Linked DNA regions of Mus musculus: region 1 is linked to region 2. The links are chromatin loops, found by intact Hi-C in ENCODE. Cell type or tissue: left cerebral cortex. All regions are shown on one strand. Each heading gives the region's core, and the rest is flanking DNA. Links, peaks and the distances in the headings are about the cores only.

What was found. A loop is a pair of places that touch in the nucleus more often than their neighbours do. Peaks named below come from ENCODE experiments on the same cell type or tissue, not always from the same donor. Only the 100,000 strongest peaks of a DNase experiment are listed, where the experiment ranks them.
Region 1: a loop joins it to region 2, with 2.1 times the contacts of the local background. A loop is called at or near these places in 14 of 42 quality-filtered maps.

The regions. Positions count from the first base shown.
Region 1 is chr4:149,948,893-149,959,709 of GRCm38, reverse strand. Spsb1 (splA/ryanodine receptor domain and SOCS box containing 1) reads left to right here and starts at 4,704. Exons shown (of 3, transcript NM_029035.2): 1 at 4,704-4,857. In left cerebral cortex, for the core only: no CTCF peak of the experiment used is centred there; DNase peaks (open chromatin) are centred at 4,578, 5,547 and 5,869; H3K4me3 peaks cover 2,324 bases; H3K27ac peaks cover 820 bases.
Region 2 is chr4:149,897,153-149,907,969 of GRCm38, reverse strand. Spsb1 (splA/ryanodine receptor domain and SOCS box containing 1) reads left to right here. Exons shown (of 3, transcript NM_029035.2): 2 at 713-1,554; 3 at 9,629-10,817. The coding sequence starts at 861. The coding sequence ends at 9,756. It overlaps Gm13070 (a long non-coding RNA gene), which reads right to left and starts at 5,327. Exons shown (of 3, transcript XR_003955178.1): 1 at 4,507-5,327; 2 at 3,813-3,962; 3 at 2,958-3,421. In left cerebral cortex, for the core only: no CTCF peak of the experiment used is centred there; a DNase peak (open chromatin) is centred at 6,391; H3K27ac peaks cover 1,220 bases.

The DNA.
Region 1 (10,817 bases), core at 2,812-7,811, 52 kb before region 2:
CTGGTTAAAAAATAATAGAAAGAAAAGAAAAAAAAAAAAAAGAGCTCAATACATGTCCATTAAGATCCTCAGATTTTAATTAAAAAAATATCAAGAGACCAGAGGAAGAAATACTCTCAGCAAGTATTTGTTTACACTGTTTAAATAAAGATTTATTGTTCCAGTAAAGGCGTCCATCCCATGGGGAAAATACCCTGAAGGACTGGCAAACATTACTAGTGACAATCTGACAGAGGCACAGCATCCCAGCCGACTGGCTATTATTTTCGTGGAAGAATTATCAGAAAATATTGCAGTAGGAGCTGGAGAGGTAAACTTAGTGCCTAAGAGCACCGGCTGCTCTCTCAGAAGATATGGGTTCAACTCTCAGCACCCACACGACAGACAGCTCACAACCGTTCATAACTCCCAGTTCCAGGGGATCTGGCACCAACTTCTGGCCTCTACCAGTACCAGGCACTCACACAGTACGCTTGTGGACTCGTAGGCAAAACATTCATTGATATAAAATAAAAATAAGTATATCCTTATAAACAAACAAACAACAAAAACCATTGCAATAATGGTTATCGGAAGATCCCCTCTCCCCCTATCCCCATCTCTTGGGAATCTCAAAAAGCCCAAGCTGGTCTTGAACTCACTTTATAAAGGATCATAACATTGAACTTCTGACCTTCTTGCCTCTACCTCCCGAGTGCTGAGTTTACAGGTACATGCCAGCAAGGCCAGGTTTATGTGATGCTAGCTAAGAAGTCTAACAACTAGCTGCATGCCACAGAATGTCCATCTCTCTGTTAACATCTTCTCAGAGTCTTAAGAGCTCCTTTCAAGCCTGGGTACCACCCAAATCCTGGCATAAAGTTCCGGAGCCTTTTCTCTGAATGTTTGATATCGCTATACTGCAATCCCACATATGGCCAGCAGGTGTCACTGTTCAACAACGTGATCCTGCATCAGCACAGGCACAAAGGACAAATGGAGCCTAGTTTGTTTTACCTTGTGAGAGAGATCTGTCTTCTGTTATGGGTAAGGGATGGCCTACATGTACTAATATGCCCGTGTTTGTTCTCTCGGTCTTGGTAGCACTTGCAACACTTTTGTGTCATGGATTGGTCTCACAAATCCTTGGGAATCTTTAAGCTCCTCAACCCCCCTTTTTATTTCATGTTTGTTAAATAAGTGCACACATGTATGAGAACATGTCTCTACAAGCCCTGGGAAACACGTAGAGCAGTTCTATGGGTAACAAAACCAAATCGGCTGGGTAAAGTGAACCCCGCAACCATCCGAGTTAAAATTCCAAACACTCGGCATAATCTCATTTACATACTCCTACTTCTCAGATCATGGGGGAGAGGCGTGGACTGGAGATTCCCGAGAAGCTCCTATAACCGGCCTCGCAGAAATGAAAATATTCCAAAGAGACACTTTTATTTTTCAATTTGACTGTCAGACTATTGAAATAATGGACCCCAAAGAAATGGGAATTTCCCCAGGAATCTCATGCTGGCAGGAGAAAGGACTCTGGCTAGAGGGGGAACTTGTCTCCCAGAAAGATTTCACATAGTTCTAAGAACTCAGACCTCCCTATGGGATGCGGCTGAAGCCCAAGCCATGATGGGCCAGCGGGACCATATTTTGACCGTAACTGCCTAGATACGCGTATTCTTGGTCCCTACCTCACGTCACAACCCCACAGATGAACTTGTGGCATTTATGAGATCTCTCCAGTGTGACCACACCAGATATATCTTCTTTTTCTGCTGCTTTCCACTTTTAATTTGGCTACCTTAGTAGGCTTCTTTTTTTTTTTTTTTTTTTTTTTTTTTTTTTTTTTTTTTAGTTTTTTTGAGATAGGTTTTCTCTGTGTAGCCCTGGCTGTCCTGGAACTCATTCTGTAGACCAGGCTGGCCTCGAACTCAGAAATCCGCCTGCCTCTGCCTCCCAAGTGCTGGGATTAACTTAGTAGGCTTCTTGAGGATAGGTGACCCAACCTGATTTGAACTCATGTTGTAACCCCACATTCGACAACATGCCCAGGCCAGCTAGCCTGGTGTATGCAGCAGTGAGCACTAAAGCCGAGTCTGAGATGCAGCGGATGGCGAGGACCAGTGCCTGAGGTTGTCATGACCTCTGTAGGCACGCTGCTGTATCCACATGTACATTGCATATACTGACATGCACACAAAATTAACTTCAAACAAATCGAGTCTCTGCAGGTTAAGTATCTTGGTCAAGGACACCCAGTGGGTGAACAAAGGTTCTTGGGTTTACGCTAGGCTGGTCTTAATGCAAGGGGCCTCAGAGAAGACAAGGGCCCTGTACCCTTTAAAGAATGGCAGGGTTCTTCCCTGCGGGCCCCAACTATCCAAGACACCTCTAGCTAGACCTCAAACTAACATCAGAGAGAGCAATTCTGTGAGGGCTTGTTCCCTAATCATCCATCCTTATCATTTTCTGAAGGTTAGAGAAGTGAGTGAGCAAATCATATCAACAGAACCCATGATGTACAAGATGTGGGAGTGGGGTCTCGGGGCAGCGTGAACAGAACTGGGAGTCCAGAGCCTCCTCCTCCCCTGGGGCCTGATTTGACTCAGGCTTAAGCAATCATCAGCCGACCTTTCGATCGTATTTATCAGCTGGTGTATCAGCTATTGCGAGCTAATGACTTTTCAACAAACAATAGGATCACGCCCCTTCCCCTCACATTCCGGCTTTGAGGACTCTTTCACAGTGCTCTGACTCACCGAAGTCACTGCTGTATGACTAACGGAGATTTACTAGCCCACCTTCCCGGTGTCCCAGGGATAAGAACGATGACTGTCAGGTAAGCTTAGATATTCAGACCATCAGTATCCATTTACCCAACAGGGTCAGAACTCAGGAGTGCTGATAGAGAAATATTCAAGCCTTTTGAGAGCTGTCTTTCTTGGGGTCAAAGCTAAGAGGACCCAAATGGACAGCTGCCATTCTTTTTTTTTTAATTAATTAATTAATTTATTATATATAAGTACACTGTAGGTTTCTTTAGACACACCAGAAGAGGGTATCAGATCCCATTACAGATGGTTGTGAGCCACCATGTGGTTGCTAGGACTTGAACTCAGGACCTTTGGAAGAGCAGTCAGTGCTCTTAACCACTGAGCCATCTCTCCAGCCCCCCCGACAGCTGCCATTCTAACCATTTGAAACAGCTTCCATCTGTTCTGGAAGCTTTCCCCCAGGCAAAAGACAAGTCTTAGAAGAGAGTACATAGTCCCAGGTGTAGTGCTGCAGTACCTGCCCTGTGAGGTGACCGACCACACCTGATAAGGGACACGTACTTCTCGCTCAACATATGGAACATGCTCTCTTTCCAAGCTATATGGGTCAGTGGCTGCCGTGCTCACAGGGAATGCTTCAAATTCCCAGACTTTGAAGAGTCCAACAGGAGGGAGTCACCCCCCTGAGTCACCGGCAAGGCTGCCTGCTCGAAGAGCCAATAGCGCCCCGGAGAGGCCGCTTTCCCCACGCAGACCCACCTTGTCCATAGCAGTCTGGAAGCTTCTGTGTTTTCAAACAAAATTGGCAACAGTGAGGTGGTTGGAATCTACACAGTAGCCTCCGGCCCTTCGGGTCTTTACAGTGAGTGATTAAATAACTTCAGCGGCCACAGTATTTATAGCAACTTCTCTAGCATCCCTCCCCACGTATGGGTGAGGAGTGGGAAGATCTTAAGGGGATATCGCGAAGATGGGAGTGAAAATTCCCTCAGTCACCTGTGACTACTCTCTTCTGTAATGACGGGAAAGGAAAATCCCTTTCAGACTAGAGCTTCTAACGGTGTACTTTTAATGTGAAGTCCCTGTCGCTTGTGCCATCCTAAACTCATTGTCTAGGTACTGTGGACGCCTATGCGACCAGGACCTCGGGGTCTTGAAGTTCTGAGTTGCCTGTCTGTCTCCATGAGCGCGGAAACAGTAAGTATAGAGCAGCCGGATTACACATGGACTCATAGACAGTTCCTTTGCACGACAGCATTACAGAACCTTAACCCGGAGTTTCAAACGAGTTAAGCAAGATCTTGCTCCTGTGATTACTGCTATAACCTCACCCTGCCAAACATTTTTTCCCTAAAGAATGAACCTCAGCTCCTCAATACAGTGCTGGACACCACCGCAGCCCCCGCGCAGGTTTTCTGTTATTATGATCCTGGCCTTAGGTCCAGCCTTTCCTAAAAACTTCTCCAGAGGAATCAAAGCTCTTGCTGCAGAGGCCAAGGCAGAGCGATGTATGTCTGAGCCTACAGCCCTTCTGCAAGAAGGTGGTATCGGGGGCTACAGAGTTCGCAAAGCCCCAAGCCTGCCCTGCCTCAGAGCCCTGCGCGCTCCGGGCTCTCGGGCGACCAGCGCCGCTCAACGCTAGGAAACCCAGCGCTGGGTCGGAAAGTAGAGGGGCGTGGCAGGAGAAGGGGCGTGGTGTAGGGCGGGGCTAAGCGGGAAAGTGCGGAGGGGAGGGCTGTGAGGAGCGCCAGGCAGAAGGGAGGGTTGCGATAAAAAGGGCGTGACCTGAGGCGGGGCGTGGTGAAGGAGCGTGACATGGGGCGTGGCAGGGCAAATGGAGGCGGGGTGGAGCGTACAAGCCCCGCCCACGGCGCGTCCTTCTTTTTTCTCCGCCCTCCCACCTTAGAGCTGTCGGTGGCTTTTTCTTCTCAGCGCAGGAGTCGCGCTCGAGCGGCCCGCGCGCTTGCTGCAGGAACCAGCTCCAGGCGCTGGCGCCGGGGCCACGGGGAGGAAGCGACTTCGCTCTCTGCAGCGGGCGCGGCCCTGGGCACCGCGAGCCTCCGGAGCTCCAAGAGCTGCGGCCTCTCTGTGCGCGGTAGGCGGCATGGGACACCGAAGACCGGTTGGGTGGGCGCGCGTTCGGGCTCTGGGATCCGGGGATGGGGGAGACACGGGGACCACCACGCTGAGAGAACTGAGAGGGTGGGCGCGGGGCAGAGCGTGGGCATAGGGTGGGCACCCGGCGTGGAGCCATGATCGATCTTGGGTCCCCGGAGAGGGGCCGGGCGCCGCCCAGTGCGCTGCCGCTTCTGCTGCGGAGGCTCTGGGGTCCCACCTGCGGGGGCGGCATTGGGTGGGGACCTCAGTGGAGCGGGGACAGTCGCTCCCTAAGATGAGCCTAGGCTGCAAACCGAGAAAGAGGCCTGGGGCTCTCCTTAGTCCCAGGGCGCCTTAGGGTTCTGATTGTTGAGGGGGACTCCCATCGCCAAAGTCGAGGGGACCCCTTCTGCCCCATGCATCGCGACCCTGCTGAGTTAAGTTAGTTTCGCTTTTCCCGCCAGTCCGGGCTCTGATTTGTAGCGGCCCTAGTCCCCCTTCCCGATCCGGCCCCCGTAGCGCCTCTCTCTGGGAGACTGCCTGGTGACACTGCGCGCGGCGCCAGCCACCCCGGAGCCGCCGATGCTTCTCCGGGCAACCGAGGTTATGTCAGGAAATCGATGGAAACAGAGAAACAAGAGCAGCCTGAATCGGATGGTAGAGCAGAGGATGAGTTGTCCCGCGCCTGACGAGTGTGCGAGGACTTGCTAATCTCCAAGTTTAAGGATGTGCCATGGCAAAGACTGAATGTTCACAAATGGTGCCTGTGAAGATGTTTGCCAGCCAGGAAGTTGTGTGTGCTTTTGCGAATGAGAGTGTGACCTTGTGAGTTTCTGTTCGTGTCTGTTGTTGTGTATCGTTGTGAATATGTGTGTTTCCTAAATGTTCTTGCCTGTCTGTGAACAGTAGTGGGGCTGGCCATTGGCTCTGGAAGGTTGTGGAGTATAACTCCCCTTGCTTGGTTGGTTTTGGTAAGTGGGGTATTGCTGGAGTGCTGGCTGGCACCTTTCCAGGGAAGCTCCTGCCAGCTGAGCGGGGCTCAGGCTCCTCTCTCTTTTTCTCTGAACTCAAGCTGTACAGTGTGGTGGTGAGCTGGCAGAAGCTGCTTCCTGAGTGAGTAATAGTTAATTAAACACTTTAGTTAGTAACATCAGAAACTGCTCATGAGCTGAGTTTTAACAGGTGTTTATGGTAAGAGCGCCAGCCCCCATGATGAAGGCTTGGTGTCCTTGAAGGTTTAGGATCGCCGACGAGTGTGTGTGTGTATGTGTGTGTGTGTGTGTGTATGTGGGTACACACACACACACACACACATACACACACACACTCACACACACACACACACACACACACACACACACACACACACACACACACACACGCTGAGGTAGGATGGCCTGGAGGGAGTTGGCTTTCTTCCTAATTGTTAGACTCTAGGAGAGAGTGGGATTGCCTTTTCCTTTCTGCCCTACGCCTTCCCAGCTCGCATCTCTGGGAGGCAGAAAGCACTACACTAACATTAGTGGTACAGACAGAGGGAACCATTCAGTCAGAGAATCCCAACATCATTTAGAGACTATCTGCCCAGACCAACCCTTTCCCAGTGGAGGCCCAGAGAGGTTGGGTGATTTAGCCAAAGTGCACAGCCAGGGCTATGCACCAAGACAAAAATCCTGGCTGTTGCTTACTGTCCCTAGCTCTGAGGTCATAGGCCAGTTATCTGCAAACTGACGGGCTGGATTAGATCATCTGAAACAGTTCTTCTCCTTTTACTGCAGGGAACACTTCTTCCAATAGATCGAAGATGTTATCTAGATGGGAGATATGGAGTTTCTGAATCCGGAAACTTTACAAGCCTTTTTCTTCCTTAGCCTGTATCCCACTCAAATCAGCCAGACCAAAACCTGGGGAGAAGCCATAACTGTCAGTCTTAGGAAGGCTGGTTCTTGCCTGGGGCCCTGGGTGAAGTCACTTAGGGGGTAAATTAGGCTTCTTGAGTGCGAGGCTGTGCCAGCAAGGGTGGACACACCCTTCAATGGATTCCTCGTGGCTGCTGCATAAAATGGGTCCCCTTGGAATCAGCAGAGATGTTGAATTTCTCCTTGCTCCCCAGGCGCTTCTCATAGTGTTGTGAGTTTAATCTAGGGACTTCACACCAGTCTCTTTCAGAAATAGTGTGTGGCCAATATTCATGAATTGATTCATCTTTTTGTTAGGATGCACAGTGCATGGCAGGTATGCCTCCATGGGTCTGGGCGCCAGCACACAGTCCCTGCGTTCCCTGCAAGCCAGATTAGTGAGAGCAAGAGCAAAAGGCTGCCTATCACCCGGGGCTCTCAGTGCCGTGCCCACCCTTCTGCAGATGGCATCCCCGCCATTGGGCTCTGCTGTGAGCTCTCATCGCACTCCTGCTGGGCAACGGCTGGCACTGGTGGCAGCCTCCAAGCCAAGTGCTTGACACATTGCATTGTCTACACTTCTGAGGTGCTTGGATTGGGCGCTCACCGCTTCCACCCCCCTCTGCCCCAGCAGGTTACTTAACCAAGGTCTGTTTGCCATTGAAGGGTGGAGTCAAAACTTCAATCCAGTCACCATCACCATGGCAGTGTAACTCTCTTGTGCCTTCCCTGTCCCTTCAGCAAGTTTGTGTTATTATCGAGTGTGTACTGTGTGTGTGTAGGGGGTGCACATATGCCATAGCATGTGTGTGCATGTGTGTGTGTGTGCCAGTTTGTGGCACTTTGTCTGCTGAACCATCTTGATAGCCCCTGTTAACTTTATAAGTGGATTTTTCTGTTGTTGCTGCAAAAAACTCAATTATAGACTTGTAGAAAAGATAATGTGTAACACCGTGGGGTTGCTGGGAATCGAACTCAGGACCTCTGGAAGGGGCGTCGGTGCTCTTAGTCGCTGAGCCATCTCTCCAAGACTGGAAATGATAATGGAATGAACACGCCTTCACCTTTCTTCACCAGTTCTGAGGGTCATCATGTGCACATACATGTACGTATACCTGCATACATACATGTTGGAATATTCAGAAGCAGAAATATGTTGCCTTTCCTATGGTACCTTGTAAGGTGTATTAAAGGGGAGAGTTGGGCTAAAAACAGACCCCGTGACTCTGTATGAGGGGAAGGTTTGTGTGCCATCTTGTGTGTCTTCACTTTCTGCACTTTGAAGGAGAAGATGATGCTATCTATATTCTGTCGATGACCATGACCGTGCTGCCAGCAGCCCATGGGGGCTCCAGTTTGGTGCCGCTCTGCTCTTCAGAGCCGCTGGGCAGCGCCTGGCTTATTTAGCATTGTAAAAGTTCTGTTCCTTGCCTAATATTAAAAACAATGAGTCTGAGGATCCTGAGGCAAACCACATGGATTTAGGCCGTCTTGGCCTCCCTGAAGAGTTGGGCAAGAGAAGCCGCCAAGGCACAGCCCCGCTCTGAGGCCGGCCGTGGAGTCGCAGACCTTGTGCAATGCTCACGCAGGGGTCACGGCAGGCCTGGGTGTTAGGAAGGAGAGATGATTTGTCAACAAATGCTGGATCAGACATCAATCCAAGCTTAGCTCTCCAGCTTGCAGAGCTGACCATGGCTGGAAGGGGCTGGGAGCCCCTGCTTTCCCCCAACTTCTGCGTGCCCCGGGCTGAAGGTGGAGGAGGGTAGTGACTGGGATGTGACCTCCACACTCACGGAAGGACAGCTGAGTGGGAGATTGGCGTCTCAGGGTGGGAGGACCCTGCCTGTGACAAGGTCTCTACTCTGCCCCTCACGGTGAACCCTGCTTGCCACGTTAGCTATGTGGCTATGAAGCTTCCAGCTGTTTTGGGGGCCACCTTGATTGTTAAATTTACACCTGTGTAAGTTACTTTTCTTATTGCTATGGTGAAATATCTGATTTTGTTATATGTACATATACATATATATATGTATACATATATATACACACACACATATATACATATATATACATATATATATATATATACATAGATATGAAAATATAACAAAGAACAACTTAAAGGAAAGGCAGTTTCATCATCTTGGGGAAGGTGTAAGCACAGAAGCCAGAGGTTCCTGGTGTCATGGTGTCCACGGTCAGAAAACAGTGAGATAGGTGCCCATGCTCAGCTGGCTTTATCCTGTTCAGTTAGCCCGTCTTGGGCGGTGACACTTACATCCAAGGCTGGTCTTCCCTCCTCTTGAAACAGCCTCACAGACACACTAGTCTCTGAGGTGATCCTAAATCCTGTCAAGTTGACCAGGAAGACTAAACATCATGGCACCTCTGAGCTGTGAGCATCGGCATCCCCTACCTGTCATCCCACCCTTAAGGAGCAAAGGTGCTCTCCCTTGGGGTCACCTCCCTTTGGGCCATCTTACCTGTGCACAGTGAGCTGCCTTCCAAAGAAATGTCTGTGCCTCCTAATTTCCTAGGAGGAATCTACAAGCCTATGGGGGTAGATTTTTGTGGGTCTGGGGTCCTGGTGGCAGGGAACATAGAGTTGGGTCTGCTGACTTGATTGAGGCCGAGGTTCTTCGTTTAATGTTGCAGACCAGGAGTTGGGAAGGACGTTAACAGGTTGGCTTGGCCGGCTGAAACATGGAAAGCTGGCACACTGTGTCAGAACTGGAGATGCCAAGTCTCTCTGGGTTGGGTGGAGGAAGGGTCCGCAGCAGCTGGAAAAGATCGGGGTTCCAGAGGAGCGGATCTCTCCCACTTCAAGCCTCACTGCCCATCCTGGGGGGGCCCAGCAGATGGGCTTCCTCCCTCCAGTACTCTGGGAAATAGATTTGGGAGACCCACTCTGAAGTGCTTGTTGGTCTTCTCTGACCTTCTGTGGGACCCGTCACTGAGAACTCTCAAGTCAGTACAGATGGGGGAGGAGGCTGAGAGGTGGCACTCAACCTCCAAGGGCACGGTGGGTGTAATTAGTAATTACCATAATGGGCGGTCGAGCAAAGCAGCAATCACAGCTGTCTGGCTCGTGCAGACCTATGGGGCTGGAGAGTTAATCACCATGTTCCTAGGGGTGAAGTAGACGAGAAGCCTGCTGCCTTCTTGACTGTACAAGCAAAAGGCTTCCAGGGTGAGCGAACTGGAAAGCATAACTCGGATCATAAAACCAGACGCGTGGATCCGCAACTCGTCCCGCCTGAGCTCCATGACAGGGAGGCTGGGCCTACCCAGGTACACCCAAGTCACTTACGAAGAAAGTATACACTCTTAATTTTTCAGCCAGGCCTCCCCAAAGGGCCTTAAGGTCTTTGACCAGGACGGCTGGCTGTACACTAGGGGACAGGAAGTAATCAGAGAACCCAGGGACTAGTGGGTGTTGTCTGTGAGCTGACTCCATTCCAGGAGGCTGGAATGCCATTGTGGTCTTCTCTTCCCAGAGGGGCTGACAGGTCACGTGGTCAGTGACGTTTTAGCTTAGACCCAACTTAGCGGGTGCAGAGGGTCCCTGAACATCTCCTGGGGTTATTTACTGGAACAGAAAGTACAGCAGCCGGCATAATCACCACATTGACTCTCGGCCCCATGTGGCAAGACCAGGGTCAAATGGAAACCTGTCTGAAATGTGTTCAGCCAGGGAGAGATGATGAATTGGAAGCAGCGAGGTATCTCTCAGAGGGTTTCCAGAGATGAGCACCCCATCAAGGGTTTGAGAGAGGCCAAGGGTGGCCGTCTCCCCACCTGCATCCTCATTCAACTCAATGAGCACAGGTAGCCTGGGCAAAGCCACCCTGGGTCTTAGAAAATGATAGTGCTTATCATTAAATGGACCAAGCGGTGACTCCAGCTGCTGTACCAGATGTGGCTTCCTTGTTGAGCAAATGCACACATCTGGTATAGAGCCATGGATCTGGGCAATGCCTTTTTCTCTAGATCTGTCCACAAGACCTTCCAGAAGCAGTTCGTTTTCACCCGGCAAGGCCGGTGAGACGCATGCATGGCC
Region 2 (10,817 bases), core at 3,283-8,282:
AGGTCCAGTGGACAGATGCGGTGAGGCCTCCCCTCTGCTCCCATTTCGTCTCCTAGCCATACAAATCCAGGATCCAGCCCAGGGGATCTTGTGGAAAGCCTCGTTGATGGCTCAGGTCCAGGCAGGGTAAAGAGCTGACAAGGAGTTGCAGAGGCCTCTGAGCTGTGGAGCCTGGATGAGTGTGTATGCATTTCCTACGCTGAACTGAGATCTGCATCAGCGCTCCCTCCCTTGGGCCACTTGATGTCATGACTATGAGGGGTGACAATGCTGGAGAAGAAAGGGGAAAGGCTGGGTGTGGTGTCTTCGTCTGCCTGTGCTGTGCTTTGCACTCTATACAGGGAAGAGGGGAGGAAGAAAGCGTCAGTGAGCCGAGGTTCACTCCGGGGGTCTATGCTGCCACCTTGGCCTTCTGACTATGAAAAGCCAACTAGAAGCCCAACCAGCATCCCCCGTGTCTCAGACTGACCCGGGACGTTGAGGGCAGCTCCAAGTTCTTAAGCCCACCTCTGCCTCTCCACACAGACCACGAGGTGGATGGCCTCTTGCTTTTGTGATAACATAGCCACGGGGACAGGGGCATTTCATTCTGAACCAGGATTCCAAGCTGCTGAGATGTATTGGGGTGTGTGCATCTGTGTTCCTCTTTAACCTTCCCCCTCCTGCTGCACCCCAGCTCACCCACTCTCCTGTTTTTCTTTCCACCCATTAGGCAATACAGAGTGCTTCACGACCTTTGGAGATCGCCTAGCAACCTCCCTTAGGGGTTCTGTCCGGCCCCGACCAGAGATCTGGAGTCAACGACCCAAGATTGATGAGTTTGCCTTGGGAGTCAGTGGAAAGGTGAAATAAAGGCCAACATGGGTCAGAAGGTCACAGGAGGGATCAAGACTGTGGACATGCGGGACCCCACATACCGACCTCTGAAGCAGGAACTCCAGGGGCTGGATTACTGCAAGCCCACCCGGCTGGACCTGCTGCTCGACATGCCCCCTGTGTCCTACGATGTGCAGCTGCTCCACTCCTGGAACAATAACGACCGTTCGCTCAACGTCTTCGTGAAGGAAGATGACAAGTTGATCTTTCACCGGCATCCGGTGGCCCAGAGCACGGACGCCATCAGGGGCAAAGTTGGGTACACACGTGGACTGCATGTATGGCAGATCACATGGGCCATGAGGCAACGAGGCACGCATGCCGTGGTGGGGGTGGCCACAGCAGATGCCCCTTTGCACTCCGTTGGGTACACAACCCTTGTAGGAAATAACCATGAATCCTGGGGCTGGGACCTGGGGCGTAACCGTCTCTACCACGACGGCAAGAACCAGCCAAGTAAAACATACCCAGCCTTTCTGGAGCCGGACGAGACATTCATTGTCCCTGACTCCTTTCTCGTGGCCCTGGACATGGATGATGGGACCTTAAGTTTCATCGTGGATGGACAGTACATGGGAGTGGCTTTCCGGGGACTCAAGGGTAAAAAGCTGTATCCTGTAGTGAGTGCCGTCTGGGGCCACTGTGAGATCCGCATGCGCTACTTGAACGGACTTGATCGTAAGTGTTCCCTGCTTTGTCTAAAACAGTGTTGTACCCCATGTCCCCGTGGTTCTGGCTAGCTTATATAGTTATTGGATTTAAAATATCTTTAGATAGCCCAGTGCTTGTAGATCCTCACAGGTCATATTTCACCTCTACCTGGTTAAGTGAGAAAGTCTGTCTAGAGCTTGCAGGAGTACCCGGCAGTGTTTCATGAACAAATAAAAGATGGATGGATGGATGGGTGGATGATGGATAGATGGATGGTGGATGGATGGATGATGGATTATGGATAGATGGATAATGGGTGATAGATGGATGATGACTGGATGGAGAGATCAGATGACTGGATGAATAGATGATGATGGAGTAGTGAATAGATGAATGAATGAATGAATGCTTTCTTTTGATTATTCTCTGGATAACATGTTTCTAGCCTTGAACTGTAGTTGACTGTATTCTAGCACTGTAGCTAGCATCAGCAAGTTGATACCCTGGGGATGCTCTGCTCTCTTAGATAAGTGAAAGCCAGGGACCTCTCTGGATCATGACCCAGATTCTGCCCCCCGCCCCCCTCTCTCAGAGTTAGGCACTCCATTGCACCACCGTCCTGAGAAGGACTTGCTTAGTCTTGGAGTAGAGACGCTGCTGAGTCAGCAAGGACGTCTGCCTGTCCCTTTGGAAAGGGGTGTGGCCTCTTTGTGTGTTGAAATGGCTTGTGTGCAGCAACACCGTGCTGGTGGCAGGTCCAGGTCTGGGACATCCCAGCATGAGTGAGGTTGGGAAGCCATGTTAGTAGGGGTCCTCATGTTCCAGACCCATCTACCCCCGTGCCAGGCCCCCTCTCACTTCCCACAAGGGTGTCTCCTGTGGTCTGTATCACATCTCCATATTGGATGAGTATATTGGATGAGCCAGAAAATGCCAACCACCCATGGCTGCTTTTAGGGGCAAGTTTGGCCTGGCTCCAAACCCCAGTCCTGATCTGTGTATCGTGATAGGCGAGACTCTCACTGATGTCAGGAGCACAGGCTGGACCATCCTACTCTCTAACCCTTCAGGATCCCCTCATCTGCCTCAGCCTTCGCTAAGGTCCTTCTTTGAAAGGCTCTGGGATATTCGGAGTCATCAGGCACAGGAGCTAACTCCTAAATCTTCTCAGAAGCCCCTCTCTGTTCTTTTCCATATCCAGCGACTGGGAACCACTTGTTGGGTGGAGGCATCTAGAGTGCAGAGTCCCTGCCTGCTCCATCTTTCCCTGTGCAGCTCAGCCAAAGGGTATGGCAGATGTGGCCAAGCGTGCACCTCAGAGGGAGCCTCCTAGGGGACCAGGGAACTAGCAGAGCAAGTTCTGTGGGTCTGTCTCCCTCCATTACAGAAACAAATAGCATAAGCCCACAGCCGACTTTGCCGGCACGGCCAGAGACTCCTGCGCACAGGTGTCCGGGGCTTAGGTTCAAAAGCCTCCCTCCTCCCTACAGAGGAGTGCTCAGTGCCCTAGGGAGGGAGGTTTATGCTCTCTCATGGCAGAGTAGCAGATGTGGGATGGATGTCTCCTAGACACCAGATCTGAGCTCCCCAAGAATTGTCCAACCTTGTATTTGGCCTGCCAATACTTCCATGAGCCCAGAGAGTTTGTGTGGCTTCCACGTATTCCGGCTCCTGTACAGAATGCAGACCCTTAGCAGCTAAGAGGGGCCTGGGGTGTGTTTGCCCTGGCGCGTCATGTGTAAGTCACGTGGCTTTTCCATCAGTGCCCTTCCAGAGGCCTAGACATGCCTTGTGAGCAGACGGTACTTCACGGAGCTCTGCGTCAAGTGGAGGGTTGTCTACCCACCAAACTAGTTAACTCTTCTCTTTGCCGAGACAAAGCTGACAGATGCCCCTGAAGGAAGGAAAGGAGGGAGGGAGGGAGGGAGGGAGGAAGGAAGGAAGGAAGGAAGGAAGGAAGGAAGGAAGGAAGGTTGGTTGGTTTATTCTGGCTCACAGTTTGAGGGATGCAGTCCATCATGGCGGGGGAGGTATGAGGTAGCTGGTCATATTACATCCCTAGTTGAAAAGCAGAAGAAGATGAATACCTGCTTCCCCCTTCTTCTTCAAAGGGGATCCAGAACATTCTAAAGAGGTTGAGTGGGGCCATGAGAATGGGAATAAGTTGTTAGAAACTGACCAGCAGTCTGTCATAGCAGCTAGGGTCCAGATAGACTCAGAATGTCACATCAAGATACTTCTTGGTCAGCGACACGCACTCAGGGCTCGCCCTCTCTCCAGCTTACCTGAGTGCCAGGCAATGCCGAGACCTGTGGCTTTTTCTTCTCCACGGTCCTGGATATATACGGTTGACTTTGGAGGACAAAGATGAAATGTGTCCCTTTCCCGACAACCTGAGCAGGACATCTGAGGGCGGCCTGTTGTCATGAGCCCTGCTGCAGAGGGAGAGTGAGGAGAGGGGGGGCGTGTGTTAGCGCCATCACCTGTCTCCCCTGACACCTCAGCACAGTGTCGGACAAGGAGCAACTCCTGCCTTACAGGGTTCCCTTGGCTGATGGTAGGCAAGGGCGGCTGCCATGCCAGGCAAGAGATGGCTGGGCCGGAGGCAAGGCAAGAGCTAGAGAGGTGGTAAAGGCAGCCAAATTCTAGACTGCACACCTCAGTAGATTGTGTGTGAGAAATGAGAAAGGCTATCGAGGCTCTGACCCCAGGTGTTTGGCCTGAGCAGGTTGAAGGGTATGGCTGCAATCAGAAAGCTGGGAAAGCTGGAGAGAGACCATGTAGAGGTTGAAATCAGTCCAGGGGGACCTACAAGTCACCCGAGACACAGGGGACACAGGGGAGAGCCGCGGAGTTCATCCATATACAGACAGCATTGAAAGCGGCGACTCCTGGCTGAGAGTATGGCTTAAGGGTAGCAGGCTTGCCTAGCATGGGGAAGGTCCCGGGACCCATCCCCCAAAACAACCAGAAACACACCCTGGCTCCGTGATGAGCGTGCCCAGAGAGATGTGGAGAGCCAGGTTTGAGAGCTGAGGTTGGACCCTGTTGGAAGCAGGAGGCCCAGGAGAAGCAGGCCATGTGTCCAGAGGGTCCCAGGAGATGGTGTTGAGTGCCAAGGGCAGAGAGAGTTTCAAGAAAGACAAAGTAATGACAGGTCAAGACAGCTGCCTTGGCAACCAGACGGTTGCTAGTGACCTTGCCAGGAGTCATCTGGGTGGATCGGGGTTAAGGCCTGAGGCCTGATGGAGGAAGCAGGATGCTATCTGTCACAGTTCAGGAGGCCAGATGTCTGAGACCGAGCTGTCAACAGGGTTGGAGCTCTCAGAGGCTCTGGGGGAGAATCAGTTCCCTGAGAACAGCAGGCCTAGAGTCTGCTGTTGCTCTGTTTGTAGCCATGTTACGCGCTTCCTGCCTCCCTCCACTCCTGGCCAGTTCTCGGTATATCTGTCCTCTCTTCCCTCCTTGTTCTCTGGCTGCCTTGCCACAATGGTTCCTTCTCAGTGCCCCCCAGATCAAGCAGTGCTCTGGGGAGCCTGGCTACCCTGCCCCTGCCAGGACGCCCTTCGGGGAGTGTCACACCATGAAAGAGAAGTGACACTGTCTCTCAGAAACGCTGGCCTCATGGAGACAGCAGCTTCTCAGGGTTTGGAGAACAGAGACCAAGAGCTTCTGTGTCACTCGGAGAGGTACCTCATGGGGACAAGGATAAGGCTGTGAGGTTCCATGGCTCTTCCTGTGAGGACCGCTTAGCACAGAGAGTAAGATCAATGGTTAGTTCCACTCAGAACATTCTAGAATGTCCCCATGAGTATTTCTCCTACCTGCTGCTTGTAGGAGCGAGCGCCATGTCAGCCACACGTGCCATGGGAATAAGCAGCAGGACCATTACTGAGCTAGAGTCCCCTCCTGATATAACTTTTTTCCTGGATCCTTTGTCTGTCATAGACAAGGACAAAGCATTTGCCTCATTATTTTTTTTAACTTCTTGTTTTTGCATGTGCATAGGAATGTTTTTGCATGTGTGCATGTGCACCTGAATGTCTTTGCATGTGTGCGGGTACCTGTGTGTGGCTGCGTGTGCATGTGGAAGTCCAAGGTTTATGTCAGGAATCGTCCTCAATAACTTTTCCACCTTATTCACTGAGGCAGGTTTCTCAATCAAACTCAGAGCTCACTGATGTGCTAGTCTTGCTAGCCAGCTTGTTTGGGGAAACCCGTCCCTATCTTCCAAGTCTGGACTTACAGGCAGATTGCCATGCCCAGTTGGCGTTCACAGGGTCCTGGGGGTGCAAATCTGGTCCTCACATTTAATATTATCTATTTATGTTTATATGAGTACACTGTAGCTGTCTTCAAACACACACCTGAAGAGTGTGCATCAGCTCTCATTACAGATGGTTGTGAGCCTCCGGTGTGGTTGGGAAATGAACTCAGGATCTCTGGGAGAGCAGTCAGTGCTCTTAACCTCTGAGCCATCTCTCCAGCCTGGTCCTCACATTTACACAAGTGCTTTAACTCACATTTAATAAGTGCCTAAGCCATCTCTTCCTCCCCCCCCCAAAAAAAGTCTTGTGTTTTTGAAGCTTTGTCTGGGTCAGATCTTTTTCAGGGTACCACAGACATCTCAGGTTGGGGCTCCAGGGCTATGCAGAGCCTTGTAGATCACTAGGAAGCTGTTCCTCTTAGAAATGCAGAAGTGGGCATGGGGGCTCTCCCAGGTCCCCAACCTTCTGCTCCTGGAAACAGTGTCTGGTTAACTTCCTGGTGTCTTTGCTGCACACTCTGCCCCCATCTTCTCTGTCATTCACAGAGAAAGCAGCGACCCACCCCAGCCTCCTGAGGCAAGCATGAGTAGCCAGTGGTTCCAGACAGCAGCACGTGTGGCCACCAGCTCTTGGAAAGGGCAGGGAGCAAGCCTGAAGCTCTTGGCCAAAAGTACAGAAGTGGGAGCGACCCTCCTGGGTCCTGCAGTGACCAACTGAAATTGGCACAGTAGGCATTGTGTCATTTTGCACAGTCCATGCATTCTTGTCTCTGCCCAGAATTTGAGAAGCAGGCAGACCACAGCTCTGTGTACTGTTCTTTCTCCCCCTACTTGGATGGGGAACTGTGAGCTGTTTGTTCTTGTTAGCAGAGTGAGTGGCTTACTCTGATTATATTTTAGACTCTTAAGGCATCACTACAGCCATTAGCTACCCCTCCTGTAGCTGGTCCTAGCAGGTCACACAGCCCATGACCATACCTCCCCATCCCCCGTGTGCCTGCCTTCCACATGGATGAGTGAGGTAGCGATGTTGCCTCTTCAGAGACTTTGGGCTGCTGATGTCTGAGTCCCCATCTCTAGGTTGAGGCAGCAGTCCTCCCAGGCTCATAGCACAGGCTCCACCTACCATGGTAGTGGTGGTGGTGTCTGCTGCAGTGTCCATCCATCCATCCATCCTGAAACACGGGAGCTGGGGTAGTCCTAGTCCCCTGCTTTGGAAACTTACTTCACACGGTATCTGTGAGGCGGCCTGAAACCCACAATGCCAAGGGTTTCATGGTGGGAATGCCTTCTGGGTTGGTGGGGCTCCTGATGCTTCGTCAACAGCCCTCCAGTCCTTGGGGAACCCACTGTAACTTCCAAGTGGGGCGGAGCCCCATCCTCCCGGAATACTACTCTGAGCAGCCCTAGACCATTTGCCCCAGGGACGCTCAGCAGTGAAGAGGAAGCACAGAGGATTCACCACGCTACCACGTAGAAGGGCACCCACAGCTGCCAGATGTTGGCCAGAGGCTGCTGTTAAGCCTTCTGGTTTCAGGGTCTACTTGGACATGGATGCATAGAACTCCTTTAGTTTATGCTCCTGCCTCCAGGCCCCTATGATCACACTGAGCTGTCTAGGAAAGGCTCGATTTCAAGGCATCCCATTAAAAACCACTGCTACAAGTCCCGCTCCTGAGAAACTACGGCAGAAGCACTCCTTCAGGTTAGAGGTCAGGAAATGCCTAAAGTTTATTCTTTTTTTAAAAAATATGACTAAACGTGTGTGTGTGTGTGTGTGTGTGTGAGTGTGAGTGTGAGTGTGTGATGTGTATATGTGCGTGTCTGTGTATGTGAGCATATGTGTATGTGTGTGATGTGTATATGTGTGTATATGTGTGTGCATGAGTCTGTGTGTGTGAGCATGTGTGTGTGTGTGTGTGTGTGAGTGTGAGTGTGTGATGTGTATATGTGCGTGTCTGTGTATGTGAGCATATGTGTATGTGTGTGATGTGTATATGTGTGTATATGTGTGTGCATGAGTCTGTGTGTGTGAGCATGTGTGTGTGTGTGTGTGTGAGTGTGTGATGTGTATATGTGCTGTCTGTGTATGTGAGCATATGTGTATGTGTGTGATGTGTATATGTGTGTATATGTGTGTGCACAAGTCTGTGTGTGTGAGCATGTGTGTGTGTGTGTGATATGTTATTTGTGTGTGTGTGTGTGTGTGTGTGTGCGCGCGCTGCTGGCACACCCATTCTTCAGATCAAACTCTGGTCCTTGAGTTTGTGCCACAGACACTTTACCCACTAAGCCATCCCATCAGCTCAAGTGTATCCTGTGGGGCAGCTGTAAGTGTGAGCCAGTGCATACACACATATATGTGGAGGTGTCATTCCTGACACAGAACCTCCTCCTTTCTCTCTGGGGGACTCATTATATGACTAACCTAGCTAGCCAGTGAGCCCCAGGAATCCTCCTGTCTCTGCCTCCCCAGCACTGAGATTACAGTGTGCACTACCACGCCTGGTTTTGCTCATGTGTTCTGAGAACTAAACTCAGGTCCTCCTCCTTTCGTGGCAAGCACCTTCTAGACTAAGCCATCTTCCCAGCCTGGTTTATTCCTTTTTAATACGACTCGTGTAAGACTCAGCTTAGGTGCCATTCTAATGCCTCCGTGTGAAGCACCCGGTGACTTGACTACCAGCGGCATCTGAACATTCTCCTACCCCAGAGAATCCTGCACGCCATGTTCTCCCAGACATAGGATTCAATCGTCAATGGATTTTTACTCACTTATTTAGTTATTATTTGGTGATGGGATCTGAACCCAGGGCTTTGCACATGCCAGGCGCGCACTCTACTACCCTTAAGGGGATTGCGCTTGCTGTTTAGTGGCATACTGGTGACTCTTGAAGAAGCAAACAGAAGGCTGCACTTTAGCATTAAGGTCAGTCAGTAAAATGCTTGCCTTGCAAGAAGGAGGGAAGGCCCAAGTTCGATCCCTCAGAACACGTGTAAAAAAGCCAGGTGCGATGTGTGCACTTGTAAGCCCAGCATTAGGGACACATATCAGAGGCTAGCTAGCCAGAACAGCCCACTTGGTGAATTCCAGGCTGATGGCCTTGTCACAGAACAAACAACAGCATGGTGGGTTGTTTTCCTAAGGAATATGGGCTACGGTTGCCTGTCCTGTGGCCTCTACATTCACACACATGCATGTCCACATATGAACATGTATATACTTTGTCATCGTCCTCTGCAGTAAAATGAAGGCAAGGACAGTACCTAACAGGATCCTGAAAGTAGAAGCTGGGTGGCATGCAAGGACCGAGCTCCCCTGGAAAACCTGCCTGGGGCGCTGTGTCTGGAATGGGGGAGCACTGAGCTGACTCACTGTCCCAGAGCCATTCATACTCTTTATCCAGACAGGGCAGAGTAGCCCCCACAGGGAGACCAGGAGCAGGTTCCTTCAGGTTCCTGCAGGGCAAGCCTAGGCAAGTTGTTCACATGCTGTTTCTCAACTACCCTTTCTGTAAAGGGAATGAGGACAGCAATGGCCTCCCTGTGTCTACTCCATCACAACTGATCACAGTTGTGAGAGCCATGACTCAATGTCAGCAGAGGGCTTCTGCGTAGCCCAGGGCTCCTCCTCTGCAGTCGCCACAATTCGGAATTTAAAATACTTTGCACCATTTGCTAATGATCTGTTTGTTAAACTCCACTTAGATCAGTTCGGCGCTAACCTTGGACGCGTCGTAAGCGCTGTCCTTAGACGCGTTGTAAGCGCTGTTGTCTGTTCAAGATTCCTCTTGAGCTTTGCTAAGGTTCTCCTCTCTCTCCTGGTTTCCCCAGCTGAGCCCCTGCCACTCATGGACCTGTGCCGGCGTTCGGTGCGCCTAGCGCTGGGAAAGGAGCGCCTGGGTGCCATCCCCGCTCTGCCGCTACCTGCCTCCCTCAAAGCCTACCTCCTCTACCAGTGATCCAAATCCCAGGACCGCCATACGACAGCCACCTGGTGCCAAGTCACTGAGCCCGTTGGGGTCCGCCGACCCCTGCGCCTGGGATGGATGCCCACCCTCAGCCATGGGCAGACGTGCCCCCTCATCCTACCGGCTGCCTCTGCTGGGGGAACCTATGCCAACGGACTTCTCCCTTCCCAACACTGGCTGAAGCAGCAGCACCCAGGCCCTTCCCTGAACCAGATGCAGAGAATAAACTATGAGAACCTCTCTCAGGCGCCTTCTGCTCTCAGGTGGAGTGGGCTGCCCCCCACTCTCTGCAGAGAGAGGCTACACCCACCTGGGGGGTCCTGGGAGGTAAGACTAGTAGGAGGTGCCAGGGCTGAGTCCAAAAGCAGGAATGGCCAGGACCAGGCCATACAGATGAAGCTCAGGATGTCACATACCATGGACACTGAGACAGAACCCCAGGTTGGACTTCCCTTGGGCCAACGAGTGCCAGCTTTAATGTCAGCTGCCGGTGCTCTGTGGCCTGTATTTATTCTTTAAACAGTAGCAAAGGCCATTTATTTATTCCACTTAGAAAGGAAACCTTGGTGGGTGGCTTCCCTCGATGTGCTTTCCCCCACCTCCCTGGAATGTGTGTGCCACACCTGTCCTTGTCCCAGGCCAGGACTGTGGCACATGAGCTGGTGTGCACAGATACACGTATGTCGTCGTGCATGACCCCTGACTAGTTCCTAAGTAGCCCTGCACCAAGCACCAGAGCAGACCCCAAGAGAGGCCCGTGCAAGTCCCCATGTCCCCAGGTCCCTGCTTCTGTTGCCTTGGGCACTCATACACCGGCACACGTGTTTCAGCCTCTTGACTTCCATGAGCTTCGAATTTTGCCCCCGATTCTTCTGATATTTCCCATTGGCATCCTCCAAAGCTCTGGGCCTGGAGGGCCATTAGGACACATGGAATGAGTGGGGTCTCCAGCCCCTGGGAAAGCCACTGGCAAGGCAGGATTAGAAAGACCAAGAGCAGGGTGGGGCGCCATGAAGCCTGTATGCCTCTCAGGCTCAAGACCCCGCCACACA